Regions from separate parts of the Homo sapiens genome. Here all the other regions are linked to region 2. The links are chromatin contacts, found by Hi-C or POLR2A ChIA-PET in ENCODE. All regions are on one chromosome and are shown on one strand. The core of a region is the stretch at or near the end of the contact, and the rest is flanking DNA. Distances in the headings are between cores, read along the strand shown.

The links. A loop is a pair of places that touch in the nucleus more often than their neighbours do. ChIA-PET counts read pairs that join two places held with the same protein, here RNA polymerase II (POLR2A). Pooled maps may share reads with other maps.
Region 1: a loop to region 2 is called in a map of naive thymus-derived CD4-positive, alpha-beta T cell, with 25 times the contacts of the local background. The contact joins the promoter of ZBTB16 here to the promoter of REXO2 in region 2. A Hi-C loop is called at or near these places in 2 of 168 maps with a recorded cell type or tissue (naive thymus-derived CD4-positive, alpha-beta T cell and ovary) and 6 of 50 pooled maps.
Region 3: a map of ovary shows a loop between it and region 2 (9-fold over the local background). The contact joins the enhancer-like site here to the promoter of REXO2 in region 2. A Hi-C loop is called at or near these places in 2 of 168 maps with a recorded cell type or tissue (heart left ventricle and ovary) and 4 of 50 pooled maps. POLR2A ChIA-PET finds 5 or more read pairs at or near these places in 1 of 52 experiments (WTC11).

The regions. Positions count from the first base shown.
Region 1 is chr11:114,057,417-114,061,313 of GRCh38, reverse strand. ZBTB16 (zinc finger and BTB domain containing 16) reads right to left here and starts at 1,603. Exons shown (of 7, transcript NM_006006.6): 1 at 1,432-1,603. RefSeq lists a silencer at 1,753-2,047.
Region 2 is chr11:114,437,800-114,441,618 of GRCh38, reverse strand. REXO2 (RNA exonuclease 2) reads right to left here and starts at 2,152. Exons shown (of 7, transcript NM_015523.4): 1 at 1,944-2,152; 2 at 880-963. The coding sequence starts at 2,090.
Region 3 is chr11:114,038,559-114,042,177 of GRCh38, reverse strand. No RefSeq gene overlaps it. Among named protein-coding and RNA genes, the nearest start is that of ZBTB16, 19 kb to the left of the region's middle. Within about 2 kb of position 1,252, at least 11 of the 41 ENCODE cell types and tissues checked have a DNase peak (open chromatin) inside an H3K27ac peak, as active enhancers do.

The DNA.
Region 1 (3,897 bases), core at 354-2,853, 380 kb after region 2:
TCCTGAGGGAAATCTGGGCGCCCACGGGCAGCCGTCTCCCCCACCCGCCGCTCGGCGCCCGCGATCCGGCTGGCGCTGGCTGCAGCGTCCAGCCAGGCGGCGCGGGGAAGAGCCGGCGATAACCCGCCCGAGCTCCGGGGATCGACCGCGCTCTCACACCCCCCCAGTTCCCAGCGACCCCCACCGAGACTTGGAGACGACTTCAGCAAACTTGGGGAAGCAACTTTTCCCGAGGAGCTAGACTCCTGAAAGAAGGAGAGCTGAGCTAGGGACGAGGGAAAGCGAAAGAGACGGGGAGGAACGGCGACAGTCCGGGCGGGCTGGACTCCGCGGCGAGAGCGGCAGGGGAGGCGGACCCGCCCCGCGGCGAAGGGGAAGCACAAAAGCCCCGCAGCGAGTTGTGGGAGGAAAGGCGAGAAGGGGTCTGCCCGCCCTCCCTCTCCGACCCAGGGCCGTGACCCCCTGGGAGCGACCGGCTGGGTCCCAGGCCTCTGGCCAGCGGCGCCAGCGGCCAGCGCGCCCGGCCCAAGCACGGTGCGAGCGTCTCGGGGAGGCGGCGAGCGAGTCGGTGCGGAGCGCTCCGTGCGTCCGGGTGGTTCCGCGGGCCGGCGGGACCGTGCGCATTTCAAGCGCGTGCGGGAGTGTGCGAGGCGCTGTGCGAGCTAGCGGCGGGCGCGCCAGGGTGGGAAAGGCATCCCGAACGCATCAGGTGCAGAGACCGGCACCCACCGAGAGCGGCCGGGAGCGCACGGCGAGCTCCGGTGTCACCGCCGGTCCCGCCGAGAGCCGAGGAGGGCCCGCAGCGCTGCAGACCCTCTGGAGCTTCCCTCCCTCCCCTGCAAAAGGGGGGTGGGGATCAAGTCCAATCAAGAAAAAGCCCACCACGTTTTCTCAAAGAGAAACAAAACGTAAGCAGTCCCAGTCCTGCTCCCCTCCGCCCCCAGATCTACTCGTCAGCTCCTCCGATTCTAGCTTCCCAGCCGGCCGGCGAATAAACACACAAATAAATAAACCACAACCTTATCTTGCGCCCGCGCACCGGTCCGCATACATAAGAGCACCCACGGGCTCTGTTGCTCCGCCAGCCCCTGGCGGTACAAAGCCTCCGGATCCCCGACCCCTCTGCTCACGCCCTCAGCCCCCGCACACCGCTACGCCCCCCACCTCTCACCCCGACCGTGCCCTGAAGAGGAAGGGCTGGGGAGGCAGCTGCGCCCAGGCTGACAGCCGGGGCTCCCCCTTCTAGCCGACCCCCAACCGGTGGCGGCGACGGCTGCAGCGGCAGGAAGGGAACACGCCAAATAAAAAAGGCACAAGCCCAGCGGCCGAGTGGCCGAAGCGAGCGCGCGCCCCCCAGACCTCTCCAGCCCCGGGAAGCCCCGGCGCGCGGCGCTCGCTGGGCGGTGCGCCTCTTCCCGGCCCCTCACTCACCGCAGCCGAGCCGGGCACTGTGGGGTGGGTGTGCGTGCCTGTCGGGGGGTGTGTGCCTGTGTCGGGGAGGGGTGTTGCTGGGGAACTGTTGCTCTCCGTATCACGGCGGCAGCGACAGCATCGCCCGGCAGTTCGCAGTACCCGCTCTCATCGCCCTCAACTCCTCTCTGCTGCGAGGTTAGCAAATCACCACCGGCTGCTGCGCCTCCGCCGCGTCCCACGTCAACGCCGAGCCCCCTCCCCTGCAAGGCCCCGGCGCCTCTCCATCTTTAGTGCTGGCGGCCGAGCCCGGCTCCCTGCCCACAGCTGCCCCCCTTCCCTCCCCCCTCCCGCGCCGTCCCCGGGCTCAGCCCGCCCACCACCCCGCACTGGCCGAGCCCGCGCGCGCTCCCCGCCCCACCCCTCCTTTCCCCTCCCCTCCCTTCCCCTCCCTTCCCCGCGCTCCGCGCTCCGGGCTTCGCCTGACATCTAGCTGCTGCTGGGGCGCCGGCGGCCGCCTCTCACCGGCCGAGCGGAGAGGAAGGAAGGAGCCAGAGGACAGGAGTGCATGGGGACTCAGAATCCTTAATAGGGGAACTGAGGGTGAAGGGCGCGCAGCAGCCCCCACCTACTCCCAAGATTTTAATTTGCACTGGATACGGGTTTTGTCCCCCCCTCCCCGCACCCCGGTGCTCAAGCACGCAGTTTTGTCTCCTCTTCCAATGTTTGCCCCAATTCAGTGCGTGTCATCTCGCCTTTAACTTTTTTCTCATGGCTCGGGGCTGCAGTCCCCCTGACATCTGTTTTAAAAGGCCGCTTTCCTAGCCCAAACCCGGCCCTCTCATCCTCCTGGTTACTGCGCGCCTCCCGGCTTGAGCATCCGGATTTCAATAAGTCTCCCGAGGCAGAGTTCGCGGGCGCTAGTGAACCAGGTGCCAGAAGGTCCGCGGGGATCTATTGTCGAAGCGAGACACCCGTTTTTAGCTGTCGCGATTGCTGGAGGCCAAGGTCGAGTCCTGGGAGAAACTTTTCTCTCTCCCAAACCTTGGACAGCCTCTCGGCTCTGCCCTCATCCTACCCCCCCGCCCCCCAGCAATCTGGGTGGAAACAGTTCCCGAGAACTGCGCCCAGCTCAGTGCACAGTCTTCAGGGGGCAGGGGGAAGCTTGGACAACCTCTGGGCCCCTCAAAAGTGTGTCCTCCTTCAGCTGGCCGCCCTACTTCAGAGGGTAGAGCAGCCAAAGAAAATGTACTCTTCCTCTGACTGCAGAAAGCTGCCCTCTCCCCTTTTCCCTGGAGCTGAGCGAAGGTAGGGTGCCAGAGGCGGGAAGCGCTCTTCGGGCACGGGCTGTGGATTCTGACCGAAGCCCAGGAGGTTGGGGTGGGAGGTGGGGGTGGCCGAGAGCGCCATCCAGGGTTCTCAGGCCAGTCAGCCCTCGAGGTCACGCGGTTTTAGCAATGCGGAGCTTATGTCACCAAGGCCTGAGTCTGCATGTTCTGTCCGTGACTCACGGGTGGGCCAGAGGTTTTCCGCAGGACTCACCTAGAATCACACCTCCATGCGTGCCTCTGGCACTGCCCCAGACCCAGTCCCATGAACTGTAGGGTCATGGAAGGTGGCAGAAATCTGTATCTGTTCGCTGAAGGCCAGGCGGTAGAGTTTACACATCGGAACTGATCCGGGTTCACAAGAGCCGCTCATGAGGCAGCCCCAAAGACGGGTCATTCCATCCCAGCAAGAGCCACTCCTGACTCTTAAGAGCAGGGAAAGCTCAGCCCAGCAGGAGTCTGCGGAGAGAGCTGGGCAGGGGAACACACTTGAGTGAAGGAAGGGCTCCTCTGATAGCACGGGATACAACCACATCAAACCCAGGGCAAGCGGAGGGGAAGCCCAGTCCCTGGGTATTCATTTCATTAACAATAAAGAGCAATCCCATTTAGAGACTACCTGTTTTTCTAACTAAGGTCTATACACCCTGTTAGAGGAAAGGGATTTAAAGAAAGTTAGGAAAGAACTGGGCTGCAAGGAGAGCAAGAGTGGAGGGATGTAAGGAGAGGAGAAAAGACCCTCCTGGTGCCTCACCAGGGAAACAGAAGAAAGAATCACTACACTTGTTGAGCTTCTGCCTAGATAGTGCCTGCTGGAGGTTTCCGCTTTGCTGTCCACATCCACCTACCAGCCTCTCCTCAGTGCAGTAGCAGGAGAAGCACACAATTAACCCCTGATCCTAATCTCCTATTAATCCTCAAATCAGAGAAAGAGAGAATCTCTGGAAACAATGGGAGAGAAAGCACAATCCTCTATGGCCCTGGCCTCCCCACCCCCGTGCCATATTCACTCTATGTGAAAATCTCCCTTGCTTCATAAACGCTGCCCATTAAAAGCCCAGCCCTTGTTAGTAAGTGTTAAAGAGAGATTAATGCCTGAATTTAAGAGGTGGAGAAGGTAACAAAAAGGAAGAAGGCAGGCGAGGCTGTGGGCTGAATG
Region 2 (3,819 bases), core at 903-3,402:
CTTTGTTCCTATTCTGGAGTTTCTGGCTCTGAATACTGCTGACAGTATAAAACAGAATTATTCAGGGTCAGGGATTTCACCCCCTACCAGATGGTGTCACATCCTTATTAAATGTTTCATGAGTGGCTGAAATGCAGCAGGTGTGTTTTGTTTTGCTAAATGTTTCAGTTGGAAGTAGCATGCAAAAACCTTAATCATGCCCAATCTGTCAACAACAGAACACTTTACGGGTGTGCACTAACAGAAATTCTAAAATCTTAATACTGATCTAGAAGAATCACATGTCCTAGTTGAAAAGGCAGAATTGTAAATATGGAGTCAAGTTAAAGTCAAGGTTATGATATAAAGACGCAAACATTGGCACGAGTCACCAAATCTGATGGGAGGACAGCTGGCTGTCCTACTTGTTAGGAGCACCTTACTGAGACAGCCTGAGTTAAACTCTTGGCTCCCCCAGTAAACAGCCACTGGGACCTCAGACAAATTACCCAACATCTCTATGCTCAAGTGTCCTCATCCATCAAATGAGCATTATAACAATAACTAACTTATAGTTGCTGTGAGAACTAAGAACAAAGACATATAAAGCACACAGAAACTGTAGCTGGCATACAGTAAGCGCTCAGTAAACGACAGAATTTATGTTTCTGTAAATTTCTGGCATGGTTAATTAAAAAATAATGTTTAATTTTTAATTTTCACTAGGCTGTGAGATGGATTACTTTGGTTCTAGTACCACCCCTACCATGACCTAGCACATTACCTTAACCCATATAGACCTCAACTTTCTTATTTTTTAAATAAAGAAGCTGGAAAAAATGATGGTTATATTTCCAGTGCCCTTTAAAAAGTATGACTGTATTACATGGCATCACGTACTTCAGCCAAAATGTTGAGATCAGAGTCAGTTATCAGACAGGCCATCTCAATAATCTGGTCCTTCTCAATGTCCAATCCTGTCATCTGCAATTAAAAATAAATATATAACACACACAAAGCCATCATTCTGGCCTCTTTTACCCAAGTTTATTTAACAGGAATTCCCTCAAACATAGTCAGCTTGTAATCCATAGCCGAAACAGAAGAGAAAGAATGCTCCTCGGGCAACTACTGAAGGTACTAAACACGAGTCCTCGTTTATTCAACAAACATTTACCAAGGGCCTGCTATTTGTCAAGCACTGAGATTCTACTCCGGGACAGATGCAAAGTAAGTAAAACTGAGTGCTGACATCACTCAGTTTTGGAAGAGTTGGATAACTACCACCACCACGTCTCTGCAGAGTTTACAAAGTTTTCACATTAATTACACCACTGGACCTTCACAATCTAATGGAAAAACTACTGTTATTATCCTCACTTCATATAAACTGAGGCTCAACGGTGGGAGGAGCCCTTGTTTCGGGCATGGAAAGCCTGAAGGGATAGGAACTGGGTTCTGGTCTCAACTCAGACTCTCACTAACAGCACGACCTTGAATGAGTTGAATCCTTTCTGTGGGCCTCAATGTTCTCACTTATGGAATGAGGGGTAAGGCTGAGTCATCTCCGGAGTCCCGTCTGGCCCTAACAACCTAGGGTCCTTTAAGGATTTAGTTGGGGGAAGCTGGGAACAGAGCCGCTGCCCCCGCCCCCACTCCAGTGACCCAAGCCCAGAGACGCCAGAGCGTTAGGAAAAGTCCACATCTGGGCGGAGGGGTAGGGAGGAGAAGAAGCCACACGGAGGACTCCTCCCTTGTGGAAAGAAGCCCTACAGCGCAGCACGGCGCCCAACACCCGCAGGACTCCTGCCTCCGGACTTGCCCTGCACCGCCCGTGGCCGGCCGCGCTCACCTGCCACACCTGAGACCCAGACCCCCAACGCTCTCCCAGGACGGGCTCGACTCCTCGGTTCCACGAGCGAAACCTCACTCGCCTCCCCAAGCCCCCCGCCGACCTCACTCACCTCCAGGTCCACCCAGACCATCCGCTGAGCCATGCTCTCCCCTGCCGCCATGGCTGCGCCACCTTCGCGGACACCTCGGGCCCCGAACCGTCCGTGACTCCCACCTACACCCCGCAACAGCCTGGAGCCCAGGGAGCCGCCTAGCATCACCCGGGACCAGCAGCCACGGCCCCAGTCTCGCAGCCGGCGCTGGCGCAGGCGCAATAGTCGCTAAACGTCGCAAACCCACGGGGAGGCGCACGAGCTGAAACCACACGTCCCAGCGTACGGTGCGCCGGCTCGCCCTCAACAGCCTGGCTTGGCTGCCGAAGGGAATGATGGGACTTAGAGTCTCACCTGCGGTTGCGACCAGATGCCCCACCCCCGCCACGTGTTTTTCTGGTGTTACTGGACGCGCTTGTTTTTCACTGCTAAGTTTGTTTGCTTCCAGGAGTTATTTCCTGAGTTTTGGTTAGTTGTAACCGCGCAGTTAAAAAAGAACTCTTACTTTGGTTGGTTGGAAAAGAGCTGATTATCTCTGTATGACATTTTTTTCATGTATATCTTTCCTTCTTTGCATTTCTTTTTCTTTTTTTACTTACCTGCCCCTCTATTCCACAAACTGGATATTTTCCTCATTTATTTGGGACCAAGAGGCAGTGTGCTTTTGGGGGCCAGAAGGCCATTAACATTATCATCAAATCATTTAGAAATATTTAAATAAGATCTTGTCTGAGAAATCATTTAGCACGTATCAGGTGTTCAGTCAAAGTTAGTTACCTTCCTTCTTTTTCTTATGGGAAAGCGGTCCAGATCCAGACCCAAAGAGTGGGTTCTTGGACCTCCTGCAAGAAAGAATTCAGGGCGAGTCCATAAAGTGAAAGCAAGTTTATTAAAAGTAAAGAAATAAAAGAATGCCTACTCCATAGGCAGAGCAGGGGCATGGGCGACCGAGTATACTTACACTTATTTCTTGATTATATGCTAAACAAGGGGTGGACAATACCGGGAACTGAGGGTTCTCCGCTTTTAGATCATATAGGGTAACTTCCTAAGGTTGCCATGGCATCTGTGAACTGTCATGGCGCTGGTAGGAGTGTCGTTTAGCATGCTAATGTATTGTAATTACTGTATAATGAGTAGTGAAAATGACTAGAGGTCACTTTGTCATCTTGGTTTTAGTGGGATTTGGCCAGCTTCTTTACAGCACCCTGTTTTGTCAGCAAAGTCTATTGTGACCCGTATCTTATGCTGACTTCCTATCCCTTCCTGGCACTTAGAATACCTAACCTCCTAGGAATGCAGCCCAGTAGGTCTCGGTGTTATTTTACCCAGCCCCTATTCAAGATAGGGTTACTCTTCAAATGCCTCTGACAATTTGGCCAAGGATTATCCCTTATTTCTTATGAAATGCGGCCTGCATTTCAGTTCACCTATTAGGTGTCTGCATGATGACAACTTGCTACTCTGTTCTTAAAAGTTCTCAAAGTTAAATTTCGTCCTCCTATAACAAATCTATGCAGCAAACTAACTTAAAATGAACTAAAACAGTTCTGCCTGCTCTGCCATCTTCTTGGGCTTTGATCCAGGTGTCTTTAATCTCCTGCAATGACTGCTATAATGTCTATCATTTCTAGGAGTCCAGGTGGCCAGCATCAGGACCTTTAGGCCCTGGAGTGTCAAATTTTGTGAGTCTCTTAAATCTTGGCTATTCAGTAACAGATTTGTGGCAGAGTGCCGCTTTGTCACAAATATCAATCTCGGCTTTGAATTATAACCTCTATGTATTTTTCTGAAAGCCATATTGCTACTCATTACAGAGCTTGTGGTCCATCCTACCTGGTTTTATGAGAGAGAAACTTTGTTGCCTAATAGGAGCTTTAAGGAAAGTGTAGGG
Region 3 (3,619 bases), core at 3-2,502, 400 kb after region 2:
TAAGGAGGAGGATGGTGAATGTGGTGAGGAGAGATGAGGGATGAATATAAGTCCTTGCACATGTGTATTGGGATATGGCGGACCAGTTGACAGCCAGCGTAAGGTCCTCTTTCCTCATTAGTCCTGGGAAATCCATCCGTGTGCCATGGAATTTTAAAAGGCCGGAAGATACTACCTCTGGCTGACAGTTTGTTTGGGGTGACCCGCCCCCATCCTTCTCCTTTGGTTTCCTCTTCGCCATGATTGTCTCAGAAATTGGAAAGAATCGGCCAGACGCGGTGGCTCACGCCTGTAATCCCAGTACTTTGGGAGACCAAGGCGGGCGGATCACGAGGTCAGGAGATCGAGACCATCCTGGCTAACACGGTGAAACCCCGTCTCTACTAAAAATACAAAAAATTAGCCGGGCGTGGTCACGGGTGCCTGTAGTCCCAGCTACGCAGGAGGCTGAGGCTGGAGAATGGCGTGAACCCAGGAGACGGAGCTTGCAGCGAGCTGAGATTGTGCCACTGCACTCCAGCCTGGGCGACAGTGCAAGACTCTGTCTCAAAAAAAAAAAAAAAAAGAAAAAGAAAGAAAGAAAAGAAAAGAAAAGAAATTGGAAGGAATCAGGCCAGTCAAGGTGGCTCACACCTGTAACCCCAGCACTTTGGGAGGCTGAGATGGGCAGATCACTTGAGGTCAGGAGTTCAAGACTAGCCTGGCCAACATGGTGAAACCCCATCTCTACTAAAATTAAAAAAAAAAAAAATAGCCAGGCATGGTGGCGTGTGCCTGTAGTCCCAGCTACTCGGGAGGCTGAGGCATAAGAATCGCTTGAACCCAGGAGACAGAGGTTACAGTGAGCCGAGATCATGCCACTGCACTCTAGCCCAGGCAACAGAGCGAAACTCTGTATAAAAAAAAAGAAAAAAAAGAAATCAGATGTGAACCCAACTCATTCCTGGTGGCCAGAGGGGTATCCAGATCTAGGAGGTTAGTGCTAGGCACAGGGTTGGGATCCTACCAAGCCAGCCAGCCAGGGCCTCCCAGGGCTCCTGCCCTACATTCCCTGCGCAAAAGGGGGTTGGGGAGTTATCTTTAGTACTTAGCCTGGGCAGAGCTAACTTTATAGCCTGGCTAAGTGTGAGTCACTCTTTGAACTAACTTGTTTATATAGTATTTTCCCGTGACAACCTGGATCCTAGTTGTTGGTTGTAAAATGAAACCAGGTTTCCCGGGACCTCCCCAATCTACCCAGGGCCCATTTTTAGACTTTGCCTTTTAGCATTCAGGCTTCCTCAAGCCGCCGGGGTCAGGGATATGTAACTGGTTTGCAGGCTTAACATGCAGGCTGTACAGAGCCCAGACTCTGGCGGCTCGCCTCCTCCCCATTTTTTGTCTAAGTTGCCATCTATTTGTTTCCCCTCCTCCTCTGTGTTTCAACTTTTCTGTCTTCTTTGCATGATCTTGAGAATCAAGCCAAAGTCAGGCTGACATTTTGGCCTGGTCTCCCCAAGGAACTCAGATCTGAGATCTTTGTTCCTGGAAAGAAAGTTTATGTATGTGTTGGTTCAGAAGAGGCTTTGGGGGAGAAAGGACAGACATGAATGCTGTGATAACAATAATTATAGTCATAGATAATAATGATGTCTACATTTACAGAATGCTAACTCCATAGTAACTAGGCTGAGTGAGTGATTTCTCATGCTTTTTCACAGTTAACTTCACAACAATCCTAGAAGATGGGTTTGGCTGCTATATACCCATTTTAAAGACGGGTATTTCCTATAGTCTGAACGTTTATACACCCCCTCAAATTCATGTGTTGAAACTTAATCACCAAGGTGATGATATTAGGAAGTAGGCCCATTGGAGTGTGAGTAGGTCATGAGAGTAGAGTCCTCATGAATGGGATTAATGTTCCTATAAAAGAGGCCCCACAGAGCTGCCTTATCCCTGCCACCACGTGAGGACACAACCAGAAAGCACCATGTAGGAACCGGGAAATGGGCCTTCACCAGAATGGAATCTACCAGCCCCTGGATCTTGGTCTTCTCAACCTCCAGGTCTGTGAGAAATAAATGCTCAATGTTTATAAGTCACTCAGTTTATGACGTTCTGTTATATCCATCCCAAAGGTGGAAGACAGTGTTATACCTATTTCCAAATGAGAAAATTCAGGCTCAGAGAGTGACATTTGTAGCTAAGTTCACACAGCTAATAAATGGCGTTGGTGTCTGGATCAGTCTTAGAAGCTTTAGCTCTTACAATTTGGGTGACCCTAAGCAAGTCACTTCATCTCTCTGAGCATCAGCTATATTGCATCTGTTACCAAAAACAAACAAACAAACAAAAAAGGCAAGAGAGTCCTACTTACTTTACAAGATAGTTAGGATGATTGCATGGGATGAGGAATGAGAAGAGCTCTGTAAGTGTTGGTAATCATCCTTATGAAATCTGAAACCCCGTGAGATCTGGGATAGAACAGAGTAACATAAGAGACTGGGAATTTTTTTCACTTATAAAAATTATTTAAATGTTTTCTTGTTTTGATTTGAGGCCATCTCTTCTGTTTTGAGAGATTATCATCCCAGAACTATCTCTCCTTGTTTTTTTACAATCCAGTCTCGGATAGACCACGGGACTTGATGCTCTTTAAAAGATGGTTTTATTTGAGCCTTACGCCTATCTTGGGAGTTAAGTAGGACAAATATATCATCCCCATTCTGCAGGCAGGAAAATTGACATAATAAGTGGCTGTCAGGAGGTTGCTCAGAGCTGGATTTATTCTGGTCCTCCTTGCATTCCTTCACATTTCTATTGTAGGAACCTGGGCAGGTGACAGGGCCAGGTGGGGTGAGGGAGGTTTTGGTGGTGAGTATCGTAGGGGAAGATCCTAGGATCTCCCTTAGAGGCCACCATCAGCTTATCAGAATGTGCATATGCCCCTCATTAAAATCGTTTCTATAAAACTGCATAACATGTGAGCTGTGTTAACTACTTTGTCACAATGTTGTTTTGTTGTCATTTAAATAAATGTTTTTAAACCTTTCAGTTTCATCATTTTCTCTTTGCATTTTGGAATCAGTGCAATTTGTCAGGTGTCAGGCAGTTTCATAGACCTTTGTTGGCCCTAAGCACTTTGTTCTAGAATGCTTGGACAGAATAATAAGAGGCTTTACCTTTTATTTTGTTTTAAGGTTGAGCATTGGCCAGACAGATGTGAGTTCAAATCCCATCTCTGCCCCTTACTGCCTGTCTGTCCTGGGCAAATTGCTTAAACTTTCTGGGTCTCATCTGTAAAATGGAGCTGGTAATACATATGTGTGGTATTTTTCAAAGTCGGTATGAGGTTTTTATTTTTTTTAGATGGAGTTTTACTCCTGTTGCCCAGGCTGGAGTGCAATGGTACAATCTCCAATCTCAGCTCACTGCAACCTCCGCCTCCCGGGTTCAAGCAATTCTCCTGCCTCAGCCTCCCAAGTAGCTGGGATTACAGGCATGCGCCACCACACCTGGCTAATTTTGTGTATTTAGTAGAGATGGGGTTTCACTATGTTGGTCAGACTGGTCTCGAACTCCTGACCTCAGGTGATCCACCCTCCTTGGCCTCCCAAAGGGCTGGGATTATAGGTGT